Linked DNA regions of Mus musculus: region 1 is linked to region 2. The links are chromatin loops, found by intact Hi-C in ENCODE. Cell type or tissue: left cerebral cortex. All regions are shown on one strand. Links, peaks and the distances in the headings refer to the core of each region. The heading gives the core; the rest is flanking DNA. Region 1 has its middle 7.0 kb from the start of Gm30966. Region 2 overlaps Gm30799 (a long non-coding RNA gene).

What was found. Hi-C counts contacts between places; a loop is a spot of excess contacts. Peaks named below come from ENCODE experiments on the same cell type or tissue, not always from the same donor. Only the 100,000 strongest peaks of a DNase experiment are listed, where the experiment ranks them.
Region 1: it touches region 2 in a loop (2.4-fold over the local background); 5 of 42 quality-filtered maps call a loop at or near these places.

Annotation. Positions count from the first base shown.
Region 1 is chr12:82,465,546-82,473,877 of GRCm38, forward strand. No RefSeq gene overlaps it. Among named protein-coding and RNA genes, the nearest start is that of Gm30966, 7.0 kb to the right of the region's middle. In left cerebral cortex, for the core only: CTCF peaks have their summits at 2,260 and 4,653; DNase peaks (open chromatin) are centred at 2,302, 4,655 and 5,250; H3K4me3 peaks cover 1,106 bases; H3K27ac peaks cover 638 bases.
Region 2 is chr12:82,072,334-82,080,665 of GRCm38, forward strand. It overlaps Gm30799 (a long non-coding RNA gene), which reads left to right. Exons shown (of 7, transcript XR_001780654.1): 3 at 1,148-1,294. Among named protein-coding and RNA genes, the nearest start is that of Gm30799, 6.8 kb to the left of the region's middle. In left cerebral cortex, for the core only: a CTCF peak has its summit at 3,632; DNase peaks (open chromatin) are centred at 634, 1,788, 2,573, 3,243 and 6 more places; H3K4me3 peaks cover 221 bases; H3K27ac peaks cover 7,463 bases.

The sequences.
Region 1 (8,332 bases), core at 262-8,261, 390 kb after region 2:
CCTCTAGAATTTTCAGCCCTATCTTAACCACTATATAACATGTGAAAAGGAACAAAAGGGCTTCTAACACTAGAAAAAATTCAAGGCCAAACATATTCCACTTTACTTCTGATAGACTGTCTTGAATTTCGTTAGAAAGTTCAAGATCAGACTTACCTCGTTCCCCAGCTGAAAAGTTCTGAATTCATACAGTTGAATCCTTCTTAACAGTCTGCTTTACGGGAACCTTTATCACCGTCGTTCCCCAGCTGATGAGTTCTGAATTCGGCAGTTGAATCCTTCTCAACAGTCTGCTTTACGGGAACCTTTATCACCGTCGTTCCCCAGCTGATGAGTTCTGAATTCGGCAGTTGAATCCTTCTCAACAGTCTGTGTTACGGGAACCTTTATAAACGTGATCCGCAGTTCTGGTTCCGGAATGAGGGATCCTCCTTGCGCCAGTCCCGAGTTTTTTTCTCGTCCCGGAATTCGGCACCAATTGTTATTAGACGCGTTCTCACGACCGGCCAGGAAGAACACCACAGACCAGAATCTTCTGCGGCAAAGCTTTATTCTTACATCTTCAGGAACAGAGTGCAAGAAGCAAGAGAGCAAGAAGCAAGAGAGCGAAAAAGCAAGAGAGAGAAGCAAGAGAGAGAAGCAAGAGAGCGAAGCAAGAGAGAGAGAAGCAAGAGAGAGAGAAAAACGAAAACCCCGTCCCTCTTAAGGAGCATTCTCCTTCGCCTCGGACGTGTCACTCCTTGATTGGCTGCAGCCCATCGGCCGAGTTGACGTCACGGGGAAGGCAGAGCACAAGTAGTCATAAGATACCCTTGGCACATGCGCAGATTATTTGTTTACCACTTAGAACACAGCTGTCAGCGCCATCTTGTAACGGCGAATGTGGGCGCGGCTCCCAACAATATACATACATATATACACACACATATATACATATATACACATATATAGATATATATTAAATATTTATTTTTATGTATATGAGTACACTGTAGCTGTCTTAGGAAGGCATCAGATCCCATTACAGATGGTTGTGAGCCACCATGTGGTTGCTGGGAATTGAACTTAGGACTTCTGGAAGAGCAATCAGTGCTCTTAACCACTGAGTCATCTTTCCAGCCCATTGGTCTCTTCTTAATCATTGCTAATTCCTTAGCTCCAGCTACCCAGCACCAATTGTCCCAGTAATGCAAATATTTTGCTTTAGTAGTTCTAGTATCTTGTTAATCACAGCTGAATCTTCAGCCCACGCTAAGAATCCTCACAGAATCTTAAAGTAGCAAACAATCCTGATAGTCTTTAATCTTCCCTCTGAAAATTCACAAGCCAGGTCTCTATCATTTGCACTGTTCTCAACATTATCTTCCAAGATCCTACAGATCATCCCCCAGAGCTCTTACACCCAATGGCTCTTCTCACCCAAAGTTTCAAAGTCCTTCCACAGTCTTTCTCAAACTGTGGTCAGGGCTGTCACAGCAATACCTCACGACACTGGTACCAATTGATCTTAATTAGGGATTTTATTACGGCGATAAAAACACCTTGACCCAAAAGCAAGTTGGGAAGGAACGGCTTACACTTCCGGATCATAGTCCATCACTGGAAGAAGTTAGGACAGGAACTCAGGCAGGGCTGGAACCTGGAGGCAGGAGCTGATGGAGGGATGCTCTGGCTTGTTTCAAGTTAACACACACACACACACACACACACACACACAAACATCCAGGACATGTGGGAAGAGAGAGACTCAACTGAGAAGTTGCCTCTATCAGACTGGCCTGTAATCATGTCTATGGGCCTTTTTCTTGATTAATGATTGATGTGGGAAGGACCCAGACCACAGTGGGCAGTGCAACCCCTGGACCGGTAGGCCTGGATTATATAAGAAAGCAAACTGAGTAAGCCATGGGAAGCAAGCCAGAAAGCAACTTCAGCTTCTGCTCCAGCCTTGACTTCTGTCTTGCATCCCACAACGATGGACAGTGCTGAGGAAGTGTAAGTCAAATAAAACCTTTCCTCTCCAAGTTGCTTTTGGTCCGCGTTTTTACCATAGCAACCGAGGGAATAAACTAGGACACCTTATGACCTCCTTGAGGCCACCTAAGGACTTAGCAGAAGGGCAAATGCCTGGAGGGCAGTGAGGAGGGAGGTGGCCCTGGGAAGTCACACTCCTGATTTTCTCTGCAGCACCCATGAGAACCACACTTCTGTTGCCAGGGAAGGGATGAGCCAGGATTCAAGTTCGCAGAGCTGTGACTCCCTCTGCCTGCTGTCTGGTGGTACTAAGAGGCAGCCTGGCTATGTGTGAAGTCCCGTGTGTGTGTGTGTGTGTGTGTGTGTGTGTGTGTGTGTGTGCTGCTCAGTGTGGGAGATCTGTTCTAACTACCTCCACCTCTCTCAAGCACCCTGTATCAGCTGCACCCAAAGCCTTAGCTTGCCAGAGGACTAGCCTACTCCTAAGGAACAGCTAGGAGCAGACTTGAGTAATCTCAACTAGGCCAAAAGACAGTGAATGAGATCCATGGTGACCTTGGTGATGAGTGCCTCCTGGTGTCACTGTGTCCCCTCTGAGAAGCATGTTGTCCAAAGAGAGAAGGAACAGCCACTTCCAGTGTGAATGCCTGTCAACTTCTAACTGTGCCTAGCCACTCTGTCTCCACAGTTTGTGTGCTGTTGAAGGCTGAGCATCACTTAAAGGTTCAGGGCTGACCATTGTGTCACGTTAGGGACAATCTCACCCTGACCTACTTTGGCACTTTAGCCCTGCTTTTGGATTATCCTGTAGAACAGCGGTGGAAAGGACCCTCATCCCACCAGGCACAGCTCTCTGATGGTCAAAGGCAGGGAGAGCTCGACCCTAAACTCTCTGCAGAGGAGACAGCAAATGCCTAAAATACAATCAGCCAGTGCAGGCAAGTACAGGAAGTCACCTTTTCAGCCTTACTGACAGCCAAGAGTCACAGTCGCAATCTGCCTCAAATGTTCTTTTTTGCAGTGTTACGAAGTTCTACACCAACTCAGGCTCCACCTCTCTCCAGCTTCCATCCAGAGGCACACTCTTGAAGGCCTTGCAATCCTGGCACTCTGCCAAGAACACACCACATCCCTGCTTTCCGGCCAGGGAAGACAGGACCCAGAAACCAAGGAGTCAGCCCCTCACTCTCACAAGTTTGTACTCATTTCAGTTGGATTCTAAATCTCTGCACTCACCAGACCTCTAGCCTTCTGTGCCGGACCTTGTCCCCAGGACCCCGAGGAAAACCCTTCTCTTTCTCTTTAGAGATGGCTTCTTCCTCCTTGATGCTTCCTCCAGCACTAAGCGCGTTCCAGCTTCTCACTGGATGGCACCTGCTTGGCCTCTCGTCTCAGTAGCTTCTCAGTTACAACCTTTACCTGGATTCTGTTCCAAGAGCCGAAATGAACACAATGTTGCTGCTTGGTTATGGGTTTGATAAGATTCTTATCACTTAAGGCTAGAATGTTGTTTTTGATCACCTGACATAGCTCAAGGCTGCGTCGGCCTGAGTTCACAGGCATCCAATACTAGGACATTTTTCTTAGGGTTGGAATGAGACTTGTCATTGTCTCAGGTCAATTTTCATCTTTTCACCGGTTGTTTTCATCTGTTGAAGAGTTTTAATGCCGGGTTAGCCTTCACAATAGCCACTATCCCTCCAGGAGTGTCATATGTCTCAGTGAGGCCCCCATTGTGCTGATAAGCTGCGGACAAGACCTGTGGCCACCCAATAGACTATCCCCGTTGTTTTCAAATTGGATGCCGCAGCTCTGGGAGTGTCAGCTGGTTCTGAGGCTTTAGTCCAGACTATACATTTCTTCAAGGTTGTGCCTGCCCCCTCACACCATTTATTTTCCCCATTCCTTTAGTCCAGGCTTTGTTGGGAGGGACAAGGCAGAGACAGACCTGGAATCCCTTGATGAACATTATCCAGGGTGGGTCTCTCCACCTCAGCAAGCTGCTGAGATCTCTAGCATCCCGTTAAACCTGGGGCAGAGACTCTGTGATGCTCTGAGAGTGAATGTGCAGTATTCGTGGGACCCATAGCAGTTCCTCTGTGTGGGCTGAACCAGCAAAGGACGGTAACTCACGGGCTTCACTGAGGCATGAGTTGGGGTCACCCTCTTTCCTTTGGTGGGTGGGTGGAGAAGAAAGAGTCAATTAGATTTACTTAAATGACTCCCCTCTACACCAGCCAAAACCAAAATCAAGGTCTCTTTAGATAGCTCACTAAAGAGGTGAGTAGCCTCATTACCAAAACCTGCTGCTCAGAGACTTCCGCTCCCAGCGGAATTCCCCCCCCCCCACCCCATGCTCTTCTGACAGTTTTACAGTTCAAAGTTCAGAAGGAGGAGGGAGAGAAGTTTCATAGGAGGAAAGATCTCTACAAAATTAGAAACGAAGTTCATGTCCCCAGCTTCCAGGCTGCTTGTCAGGAACACAAAAGGTGGCATGTGATAGCGATGTAGGTTGTGAGTTTAGGAGAAAATCACAGAGGGGCCAAGGAGAGAAGATGCCATGGGTATGTGTGTAGCCATTCACTTTAGTACTGAACTTTCCGGAGCCAGAACGTCCCCCAGCACCAACTTGCACCCGTGCAGGCTTAACAGCATGCTGTGAGCGTCCTCTGCTGTCTGTGTTTGGGCCGGCATCCAAGCCAGTTGGGCTGTTTCCTTAATGGCTACAAGCAGGCGTCTCTCCCGCTTTCAGTTTCAAGAAGTACCATAGCCCCATCAGAGTCTGCGCTAAGGAGTGGGACTGGCCAAACTGACCCCTTCAGTACTGCATCTTTTTTAAAAAAAAATATTTTTTTTGGTGGTGGAAACTCTAGAGGGCGGAGAAAAAAGAGGTCTTGCTGTGTGAACCGGGGAGGAGGGAAGGGAGTCGTGGCGGGGAGGGAGTGGGGGTGGGGGTGGGGGTGATAGGTTATTTCTGCTCCAGGGCAAGAAGGAAAGAATCTCTGTGGAGATTCCTCCCCCCACCCCCACCCCCCGGAAGGCACTTCCAGCTTTTGTAAACCTCAACATCACTGCGGAGGGAAGCCGTTGGAAAGCTGCCCCTGGGAATTATGGGGCAGGGAAGTCAGAAAGCATAGAGTGATCTTAGATAGACTGCTAGGCTTTGAGGTGCAGAAACACATACTACCCCTTCCTTTAAAGGCGGTCCAGCGGCATCAAACGCTGATGTCGATGAAGCCGCTGATGCGGTTCTCCATGATTGGAGGAAAGCAGGGGTGACGTCAGCGCATGCTTGTAATTCCCGCACTCAGGCTGCAACAGGAGGGATCTGGTTAAGGCTGTGTTCAGCCTGGGCTACAGAGGAGGAGATCTTGTTTAAAACGCAAGACAAATCAAACAAGAAAAACCAACGAGGGGGAGAGAAAAGGGTCAGGCATCAGGATTCATTACATGTATGTAGTAGATCTAAAGTGGAAATTTCTGGTTTCTTTGAAGACTTGGGTTATAATGTTTTGCTGGGACAATCAGGGGAAAGGATGTCTTGCTAAAGCAGACACGTGAGAGAATGTTTTGATGAAGGAGACACAGGTGAGAGGATGTTTTGCTATAGCAAACAGGTGAAAGGATGCCCAATGTTTAGAAAGAATATAAATATGGCCCCACAGAGAGTGGGAGCGCCAGCTGCTTTGCCTCCACTGCCTTGCAAGCCTTCGCTGATGACACGCATAGATTGGTTCACCTTCCATTGCATTGCTGAAGTTCGCTTGTAGTGACCTCATAGAGAGAAACCCACCAAAATAACTTCTTGTGAGAGTCCTGCGACTTCTGGTCACTGGACTTGGCCGATTGGCAAACCTCACCTTATCCCCTGGAGTGAACTGCCTTTGCTGTTCCCGGTGTGTTGCCTGCCAACTGGACTGGACTGCAGTTGCTGATTTATGTTTGGTGTTTGCTAGTTGACAGAAAACAATGAAGATGGGAATCGCCCCCAAAGAACTATTTCTAAAGAGGTCCACTTCACCCCTATCCTAATAACCTTTCTTTTCCACTACCTCTGCTAGAGGGGAAGTCGAACTCTTATTAAAGTAGGTTGTGAAAAATATATGCCTACATAGATCCTTGCTATAATGAATAAAATGGGCATAAGAAATGTCTCGTTGTTTCCCTCCCTTCATGCTCCAGACCCAGCCTAGTGTGGCTAAGCTGAAAGGAGAGTCCAATTTCGGTAGCTACCCAAATGGTCTCCTGCCCTCCTGCTCCGACATAGGAGCTGGGGGGTCTGAAAGGAGATGCCCAGCCTGAAGTCCCCTGCTCACTTATTAGATGTTCAAGGGTCACCTCCCCAGCCCCCCAAGTGCTGTGACCATTGTAGGAACCTGAAAAGGTCTGTCTCCCTTCTGAGCTTGGGCCATTCTCATACCTTCTTATTTCTCCATGCCTGGCCTAGCACAGGCTCATGGAGGCCACTCAGCCTGGGCAGGAGGGACACCACTCTTTACAGCGCCTACCCAAGGATCACCCATGGGCATAAGGTGTGAAAGGAGACACCAGGTGTCTCTGAAACCCAGGGCACATTCCCAGTGTCCACATAGCATCTCTTGTTACTCTGAACTGATAACCTGTCCACTGCCGCCCGCCAGGCTTTGCAGTAATGCTGCTGTTTTCTGTTTTTACAAAGAAAGAGGCCATGACAGTGGCTTCATAGATTAAGAGCTGTGAGCTGCCTACATTGGAGACAGACATCACTAATGTAAGAAGGGTTTGAGTGTTCGGTGTGAGTGCCCATGGCTGAGATGAGACAAATTAACTTATCAAGTACCACTCAGCATCCAAGCACTGGCTCTGTGCAGAATGGAGTTACTTCCCAGTCATGCTAAATGACACTGGCTAGCGTGCTTCCTCCCCAATTCATGGTTCTGATTCTGTGATGTGCACAGCAGTTATAGACAGCAGCTGAGGGACGTTTCTGAAATTCTGAGTAATTCAGATTCTTCTGTGTATATATGTAAAAGTCTAGATCCTCAACCTTCCTAACACCGCACCCCTTTAATACAGCACAGTTCCTCAGGATATGGTGACCCAGATCGTGAAATTACTTTTGTTGCTACTCTATAACTGTAATTTTCCTACGGTTATGAATGGTAATATAAATAGCTGACATGTGGATGGTCTTAGATGGCCCCTCTAAAAGGGTCCTTCGGCTTAGAGGGGTCGCGGCTCACAGGTTAAGAACGACTGCTCTGTAGTGCTTAAAGTGAGACATTGTTTCTTCTGAATGGTAACCATGCAGGCAACGGTAAGTGATTTGATCAATCTTTATACAAATGCAAGGTTGACTCTAGATGTCAGAACTTTCAAGAAAGACATCAGACTCTTAGAAGTGCTTTCGAAGCTATAGTATGTTAGCTAACACAGCTGTGTACACTCACAACAGCTTTGTGTGTGGACACAAGACATTTTAACCACTCACCACCCTCTCTTCCCCATTTATCACCTGCGGGCCCACTTCCTCTTTCCAACTATAGAAGTAGTCTTAACTTACAGCTTGCCATTCAATATGAAGTTTGTCCTTTAAACCATAGTAGAAATGCTAGTGACTATTTCAAGAGGAAAAGCTTTCCTGACAACACTGCCCATTTGAATATCCCTTTTTTATATTATGATTTACATTTTTGGTAATGTGTTTTGTTTATAGATCCTTGAAAACATGAGAATAAGTCAAGAGGATGATTCAACATAGAAAAAACATGGCAGCAGGGATGTAAAGAGAGGAGACCGAGCAGAGCAGAGAAATAGGGAGTACTCAGAGAAACAACAATCGGACATACTAAAAGTGAGCAGCCTTGCGTGTCACAAAGCATTCATGCCCTTCTTCATGCTGACAAAGGGAGACTGGATCCAGCTGATGCAATGTGCCCAGCAAAGATAAGGAATGAGATGAGGCCGTCAGAGGGAATCCTGGCTCTCAGTCAGTCAGCCAGTATGTGACTGTCAACAGCAGAGAGTTTTATGGAAGACATCTTTTCATGCCTCCAGTTGGATGAGGTGGGCTGGAGGCTGTGCCTATATCTGCCTAACATTCCAGTCATAAAGGAGAGGCAGAGCCCTAGAGCAGTGATTCTCAACCTTCCTATGCTGCGACCCTTCATGTGGTTTCTCATGGTATGGTGATTCCCCAACCAAAAAACTGCTCTCAATGCTATTTCACAACTCTAATTATGCTACTGTTATGAATCATAATGTAAATATCGGTGTTTTCTGATGGCCTTAGGTGACCCCTGTGAGAAGGTCATTTTATCCTCAAAGGGGTCGCAACCCACAGGTTGAGAACCACTGCCCTGGATGAAACCTGGGGACA
Region 2 (8,332 bases), core at 284-8,283:
GCTACTGGGGACAGAGAGAACCTCGGGACTTTTCCGTTATTGCTGGGGTCAGTTGTGAGCTCCAGTTAAAGGGACTTCTGTAGTAATGGCCTCCTTGTTCAGGGGAGGGCTGCTCTGAAAACCCATGAGGCCAAATTCTGGTTCTGTTTGCAAGCCTGTAATGGTGGGTTTCTAGGCTACTCTTGGGTTTCCTACTGCCTGATAGCGGAGCCCGTGGCGACTTGTTCTACTAGTGTAGGGGGTGAAGGTGCCTGGCTGGAGGCTCCCTGTGGCTCTTGGGGACAGCACAGTGTATTGCTAAGGACGCTACCCCCAATATTAAACATAAAAGCCCCACGGATTTCAGAACGGGGGTCCATGTGAACTCATCAACCTGCAACTCTGCGATATCGCCAGACACTGTGCCTTGTGTTCGTCCTTTATCACACAGTCCCGTTACTAGAAACGCCTGTGGTGCCGCTGATCTCCACCTGGGTCTCCAGCCAGCTCCAATGCTGAGGACTCCCGGCAGGCTGTACACTCATCACACTGGAAGAACCCAGAACCCATCCGGAGCAGCCTGGCGTACTGGCTGCAGGCAGCTTGTTCTCTGCCCTCTCCAAGGATCTGGGATTTATTTAGCCCGTTTCCGTGGCAGCACTGGTGGCAGCAGCAGCATCTGCTTCCCCACGAGTCTGAATGAATCACGGCCACCCACGCTAACCCTTGGCACAGCACAACCCTGCTGGAGACCACAGATAATAAGGCAGCGGGGAGACGATATGCACTTTCCACTGCCTCGTGGCTTTCTGCCCTGGGTCAGACCCGGTAAAGATAATGCACCAGGCAGAGCTCTAGGAAGGACTTACCTACCCAGAAGACTGGAAGGTTCTCTCAAGAGCTGTCAGATCTGCTTCTGCTAACTTCTGGGTGGCTTATCTTGGCCACTGCCAGCAGCACCATGGCTTAATGGCTGTAGGACTTTGGTCTCTGAGTCCTGACTCTGTAAGATGTTCCCTCCCTACAGTTGCCATTGAACCCATATTGACCGCTGGGTTCTCTGGCTCTCAGTGCAGCCCTTCCTCTCTGAGCAGCAGGCTCTCAAACTGGTTTCTTTCTCAGATTCTCCTCTTGAAAATATACCTTTCCTTCATCCTTCTTGTTGCAGATTTCTGGCGGAAAAATGAGCTTCCCCATCTCATCGGTGGCTAAAGGAAGCATAAGGCTAATCTTAGAGGTGTGCTCCCCTTACCGTCTCAGCAGGCAAGCATCACCTTGGAGTTTGCTGGAATCCACATTCCCCACCAGACCCCAGGTAAATTACATTGGAAATTCTGGGGTGCTATGACCATCTGTAAGTAAGTGTCCGGGGAGACTCAGAGGCATGGCAGAGTTTGTGGTCCAAAGAAAGAGTAGCACCTGTGCCTTCTCTATCTTGGGGATCTGGTTCGTGTTTCTGCTTGGGCTCCCAGTACGGCTGCAAATGTCTCCTGTGTGTGAGGCACGCTGAGGGAAGGGGCTTGAGAAGTCAAAGATTCCATGTGTCCTGACTCTGGGCCCAAGAGTCCTCCAGTGTCTCATCTCCAGATTACCGGAGTCACATGGAAAGGAACCAGCGTAGTTTTCTTATATGGGAAGGGCAATATCTCTCCTGCTGTGGAAAGGGTCTTGAGGGAAAAAGAAAACCTTCTTTGGGAGCAAACAATCTGGCCTTTGAGTCTTCCCTGTGAGCTCTGCTAGAGGAAAAAGCCCTGGCAAGCCGTGCACATTCCTCTTGCTAGCTCTCTTTTTGCCATTCACTCCTTACCCTGTGCTAAGTCTAATAAATGGTCTCCACCTCGGAGATCTTACTGCAGGGGTGGGGTGGGAATGATCCCTAAGTCTGAGTTTCTTAAGAGAACCAAGGCGTATGCTCTAAACGCTTCCTGCCCTAAGAGGATGTCTTCTGCCTCATGCAAGCCTTCTTCTCTTTGGACACATGATGGAGAGACACCATCTTAGCCTTCTCTTTGGACACATGATGGAGAGACACCATCTTAGCCTTCTCTTTGGACACATGATGGAGAGACACCATCTTAGCCTTCTCTTTGGACACATGATGGAGAGACACCATCTTAAGCTCCTTTTGTCCCAATAGCAGTAGGAGTCATCCAAGAGCCTGGATGTGAACGCCAACACTTTTGCTTCCATCTTGTTGAACAGAATCAGTCTCAACCTTCTGACCTTCAGGGACCAGGAAATGCAGAGGGGAGAAGGACGGTGGTAGACTGTAAGGCTTTACCATGTAAAGACCACGCGTAGTGTTTCCATGTTTACCACATGTATGTTAGCATGAGTGGGTGGTGTTATATACTTGTGTACATGCTCATGTGCCTTCTCTGCCTTATTACTTGATATAAGAGCATTCACTGAACCTGGAACGTGCCAATCCAGCTAGACTGTCTGGTCAGCAAGTCCCAGGGGTCCCTTTGTCCGCCTCCCCAGCGCTGGAACTTCAAGTACATTAATTACACAGTACTGGCTTTTTATTGTGGTGCTGAGGATCCACACTCAGGTCTTCATGCTTGTATGGCAAATACTTTACCGAGGGAGCCAATGGAGCTGAGGGAAGCCATCTTCTCAGTGCTTACGCAATCTTTCTTAACACTTGCAGGATACTTATGGTAAAGGAGCTCCAGACATGGGATGGGGGTGGGGCATTCCCAGGGCAACTGACTTTGTCTCATTCTAGAGTATACCATTAACACTACCCACCATGAACAGTGCTCCCTGTCTTTTGTTTAAGCACATGCAGAGCAAATGCTTATGTATGTGTATGTATATGCATATGCGTATGTATATGTATATGTGTATGTGTATGTGTATGTGTATGTGTATGTGTATGTGTATGTGTACGTGTACGTGTACGTGTACGTATATGTATATGTATATGTATATGTATATTTTCAAGATGCCCCCTGCCATATTCCTGGAGTCTACAAACTCAGTAAGTGAACAGTGAATGACTGAAAAGGAATAGTTATTAACAATCTCTCTCTCTCTCTCTCTCTCTCTCTCTCTCTCTCTCTCACACACACACACACACACACACACACACACATACACACACACAAGTTCTCTGTCTTCAGAAAGTTTATCCTGTGCTGAGTTAGAAGTTATCCAAGTAGCTGGACAAAGAGGTTCACGCCCACAGTCCCAGCACTTGGGAGGTTGAAGCATATGTTCAAGGCCAGCTGGGCTCCAGAATGAGACTGTGTCTCAAAAACAAAACCAAACAAATATGTAAGTCATTATCTGAAATTTGGAAAATATGTCATATCGAGCAACATGCAAATCAAGTAAAAACCTGGGCCCCAGAGGAGCAAGGGATGGAAGGCTTCTGACTAGGCATGAGGCTGGGAAGCCCTTCTTGTTTGTTTTTACAAATGCAATGCGGGTCTCAAAAGGTCAGTGGCCTTTCCGGCACAGGCGCAGTGAAGCAAGCTGCTGGGTCTCTGTTCCTGATGTTTTTCTCCTCCCGTGCTAATAACTAACAGAGCTGTGCATCTACAGTTTACAGTTTTCAGCTGCCTTCATGGGTATCACGTCTCTGTAAGCCTGGCCGCCTGCACCGCCTCCAGCACCCAGCCTCAGAATCCAGGTTCCCTTGCCTCTGGTGGAAGATGTGGGATGTGTTTTGTCGAGGGTGGAACATCCAGTTCTCCCTGCCAGGCCCTGCCTTCCAGCATTTTCTCACATCCACTCCCTACCTGTTCAAGGGCTCCCTTTCTGGAAGGCGTCTGCAAGACCATGGGAGGGCCCATCCAGTAGCGCTGGACCAGATGAGGCAGAGGGCAGATGAGCCAGCACCTTCTTGCCCTGCAGGCAGAGACAGGCATCCTTACTTTTCACTGGAGCTCGCAAGTACAAACAGTTACATAAGCCTCCCACTGACTTCCAGGGCGCTTTTGAGCAGATTCCATCCCAAGTCCATTAGTTCTATGGGCCCCCCAAAGGCAGGGCAAAGTTGGGGTTTATCATGTGGAATCTCCACCATTTAGGCATTGGCACTCTCTGTCCTTTGTTCCCTCCTCCCTCTCCCTCCTCCCTCTCCCTCCTCCCTCTCCCTCCTCCCCTCTCTCTCCTGCCTTCCTTCCCCTTCCCCAAGTTCTTCTCCACTAAGGTTGTACTCTGCTTCAGGCATCTCCTGAGAGCCAGTTCTGAACCAAGCCCACAAAGCCCGAGCCCTAGAAGCTTGCTTCATCCTGGTCTCTCCTGTCCTCGCTCTTGCAACCGTCTTCCTTGGGCTCCTCGGTGTACCACACAATGAGCTAAGGGTTTACTGAAATTCTTTAGTCTAACTTTCTCTCTCTCTCTCCCTCTCTCTCTCTCATTCGCCCTGTTTTTGTTTTTTGAGATAGGGTCTTACTGTAGCCCAGGCCAGCCTCTCACTTTAGGGACTACCTCATCACCTTCTAAGTTTTTACACCTGGCTTTATCATCCCATTATTACACTCTACCTGATAGACAGTATTATGTTCCACTATGCCTTCTATATTATATGTCACATACTATATATATTTTCCCATATAAGGACATAGGGATCAAGAGGTATTTAAATCATTGGAACTTGCACAGCTGGGAACAGCTTGCACAGTCAGTCGACCCGATTGCCCCCAGATAGCTGGCTGCCGACACCATTCCTCAACACGTAGCAGCTGACATCTACTCTCAGCCTCAGTGCACAAAGAAAAGGAGCCTTTAACACAATGTCTTCAGTGCCACATTTTCCCTTTGAGACTCCGTGCTTTTTTCAAAATCGGTAACGTAAAAATGATGCGTGCCTTTATGGTGTTCATATTTTAATTCATGCACACAGTGTGGGATAGCTAGTTGTTTAACATATGCATTGCTTCACACCCATTTCTTTGTGTTGTGAACACTTAAAATCCACTCTGCAATGTTCAAGTGTATAGACTGCTGTTAACGCTGAGTTACAAAAAAAAAAAAAAACCCAAAAAACCAACTGAGTGACAGAGTAAGGACCATGGTGTGTACATCTTGGGCATCACTATTTCCTCATTTCCTGGGAGTTTGGAAAACGATGTGATTTTTCAATCATTTCTCTAGTCCACAGAGCATGGAGAGCTTTTCTCCTTCTCCCGTAGAGGGTCTCAGGTCCATGCTGGCCTCGAACTCCCTGTTTGTTTCCTTTTCTCTCCCTCCACCTCCTGAGTGCTGGGATCATGGACGTCTACGAACACACCCAGTCAATTCAGTGCTGGGGTTGACCCCAGAGTGAGGCAAGCTCTCTACCCACAGAGCTCCACCCACAGCCCTTGATTGCTTTCATTTTGAGCAAAGGTCTCACCTTGTTACTTGAGTTGGCTTGGAACTCACTAGGTAGCCTGGGCTGGCCTTGAACTTGCAGCAATCATTGTACCTCAACCTCCTGGTGCTGAGGTTGTTGGTATGAATCACCACGCCCAGCTGAGAAACCTTTTCTGATATCCCTGTAATGCGATGAACTGCCTGTCCCTAAGGTTGTCCCCTAAGGTTTGAGCTCATGAGCTGGTGACAAAGGCGAAAAGCAGTATACAGTGTCAGCAAGTGGGATAAGGATCTACTGACTCTCACCAACGGCTTTTGATTTTGTTTTTGTTATTTATTTATTTATAACTGGATCGTAGTCATAGAAGCAACCAAATGCCTAGTGACAGAAACATTAAAGTTGAGCTGCAGAAATGTCTCCAGCTAAGAGCAGGCATACAAGCAGGCATACAAACACGCCTTTTTCCAAGACAAATTCTCCTCTCTTCCCCCACTGGTACATGCTTCCCAGATCCCTCCCCACACACTTTTCCGCCTACAGGAATGACAACTACAGAACCATCAGCCTTTTGTATAACAGGAGCCTCCATCATGGCCCCGCTTGTCACCAGAGACCAGAGACCCAGTTGTTACAGCCTTGGTGGCTGTTTTCAGTGCCCCCCACTTTCTCTCACATCTCAGGGGGAGACAACCGTATGCTCTTGACAGCACCTTTCCTCCAGCGGATGCTTCTCCTCCTGATGGTGGAGGTGCTGCCCCTAGCCAGCATCCCTGTCTCCGTTCCATTTACACCCTGCTAGGTTAAAAGCCAAAGAATCAAAAGGAGTTGAGTAATTTTCTTCCTGGGGTTTCACACAGTTTCTTTCAGGGACGTCTTCAGTTTAGAGCAGGAGGGCTCCTCCCCAACCTTCCAGCTTCCTCCTCAGCCTCCGGAACTGACTCCACTGCCCACCACTTCACAGTGGGCCTTTTCCACCAGACACTTGGGATAGCCCTTAGGCCATTTCAGTAAAACCCCTCCAGCGCGTGAGCTTGCACACGGAGTCATTGTGCTACAGGCTGCATTTAGTTACCTCTGGGCTTCGCACTTAACTTCCTCCCCCAGACTCTAAAGTCTCAGAGAAGTTAGGGACAGGAGCATGCTCATATCTCTTGGCTCAGTACCTTTGCACTCAGAAACTAATCAATATGCTCAATGAATCTTTCAACCACCCTTCTTATATTAAACATAAAGGCAATGATTTAAGCACCATGAATCAAATAGTTAATCCCACTAGGATATAGTTTAAGGTGCATTGGCATGCCTTTGGGTGATTTTTGTCATTGTGTTGGCTAATCACAACTGTCAACTTGATGGAAATCACCTGGAAGAGCAGGCTCTTAAGGAGCTGCCTGGATTAGGTTGATGGAAACAAACCCTTTCTTCTTTAAATTGCTTTTATCAAGGTTTATTTTATCTTTTTAATTTTCTATGTCTGGGTGCTTTGTCTGCCTATAATATGTGAGCCATATGCATGCTGGGGGCCTGTGGAGGCCAGAAGAGGGCATCAGATCCCCTGGACCTGGGGTTAGGGATGGCTGTGAGCCACCATATGGATGTAAGGAATCAAACCCTGGTCCCTTGCAAGAGCAACCAGTGCTCTTGACCTCTGAGCCATCTCTCCAGCCCTGTGTCAGGGTATTTAATCAAAACAGTGGGGAAAGTAAAAGAGTAGTAAGCCTTGATGTGGATGGAGTTCAGCAGAACTAATTACTTCTTTGCATATAGCACAAGCAACGGCTAAGAGTCCAGTTTCTAAATATGTGTTCTATCTGGAGAAAAGCCCCTGTCTTCTCAACCAAAAATCACTTAACCCTTTGATGGACTGGAGAGGTCTCTCAGATCAAGCAGAACAGGACAAAAATCATCTAACATTGTGAAGACATACTGCGAATGGTCAGTGAATGTTCAGTCAGTCTGACATATGACAAGGCTCAGAAACAACTGTAATATGAAAGCCCTCCTCACCCGCCACCACTCAGGCCTGACCCAGAAAGCTGGAGTCAAGGTCTTCAGTGGTGAGGATGCACAGGATGGGAGTGGAGGAAGGTCCTGCCAGGTGGCAGGCCTGACAGATGTGACTGGGGATGGAACAACCCTAAGGGTGCATGAAGAAAACCAATAAAGTTCAGCGTGGATCCCCAAATCCGGGGCCCAGGGGGCAGGGGAGTTCTTGTTGCAAATAGACTCTATTCATGGCAGACAGAGCCTCCAGTGAGACGTCCTCAGATAGTCCCAGTAGTGAGGACAGTCTCTCCTGGAGGAACACGCAGACAAAAGCATAGAAATCCCAACCACCACCCTCTGAACCCAGAGAGTGACTTAGCTACTCCTGCATCGCTGTGAGCTAAAACGTGACAAGGCAACCTGAAGGAAGGAGAGGCTTAGCTCAGTTCAGAGGGTCAGATCTGTCAGTCAGTTATCCCAGAGAAGGTGTGATGGACCCAGCTCTTCCTACCACAGTGTCAAGAAACCAAGAACGAGACAGGAAGGGGGTCATGGGCTCCTTCCTTCTTCCTTGTTCCTCCCTTCCTTGTTCCTTTTTTGTTCCTTTCCTTCCAGCCTGGTCAGTAAACAAGAAACAAAATATCTGCCTGCGAGTTCCAACAGCCAGTGTACTGGGCTTTCTGCTCTCTCTCCTCCCCCTCGCTCACTAGTGTCTGGTATAGGGGTGGGGTTTCTATGAATGCCCTGAGCTACCTTTGTGCTGTTTTTAGGCTTTCTATTCTATAGACCAGAAAAAAAAATTGCTGAAATTAGGAGACATTTGAATGTTCCTCCTCAAGCCCAGAAAAGCTCTCTGCTGTTGCTATGTTTAAGAGCCCAGCATCGAGCTGTTTGGGCTTATGTCTTGCTGTTATGTAATAAATATGTTTTTCAGCTTTGGAAATCTGAGTACCTCTTGCAAGGATGAAAATGGTGGTCTCACAATGCTGTGCACCCCGGGGACACTTGGAAGAGGGTGGGAGAAGACAACAGAATACCTTGGGAGTATTCAAAGAG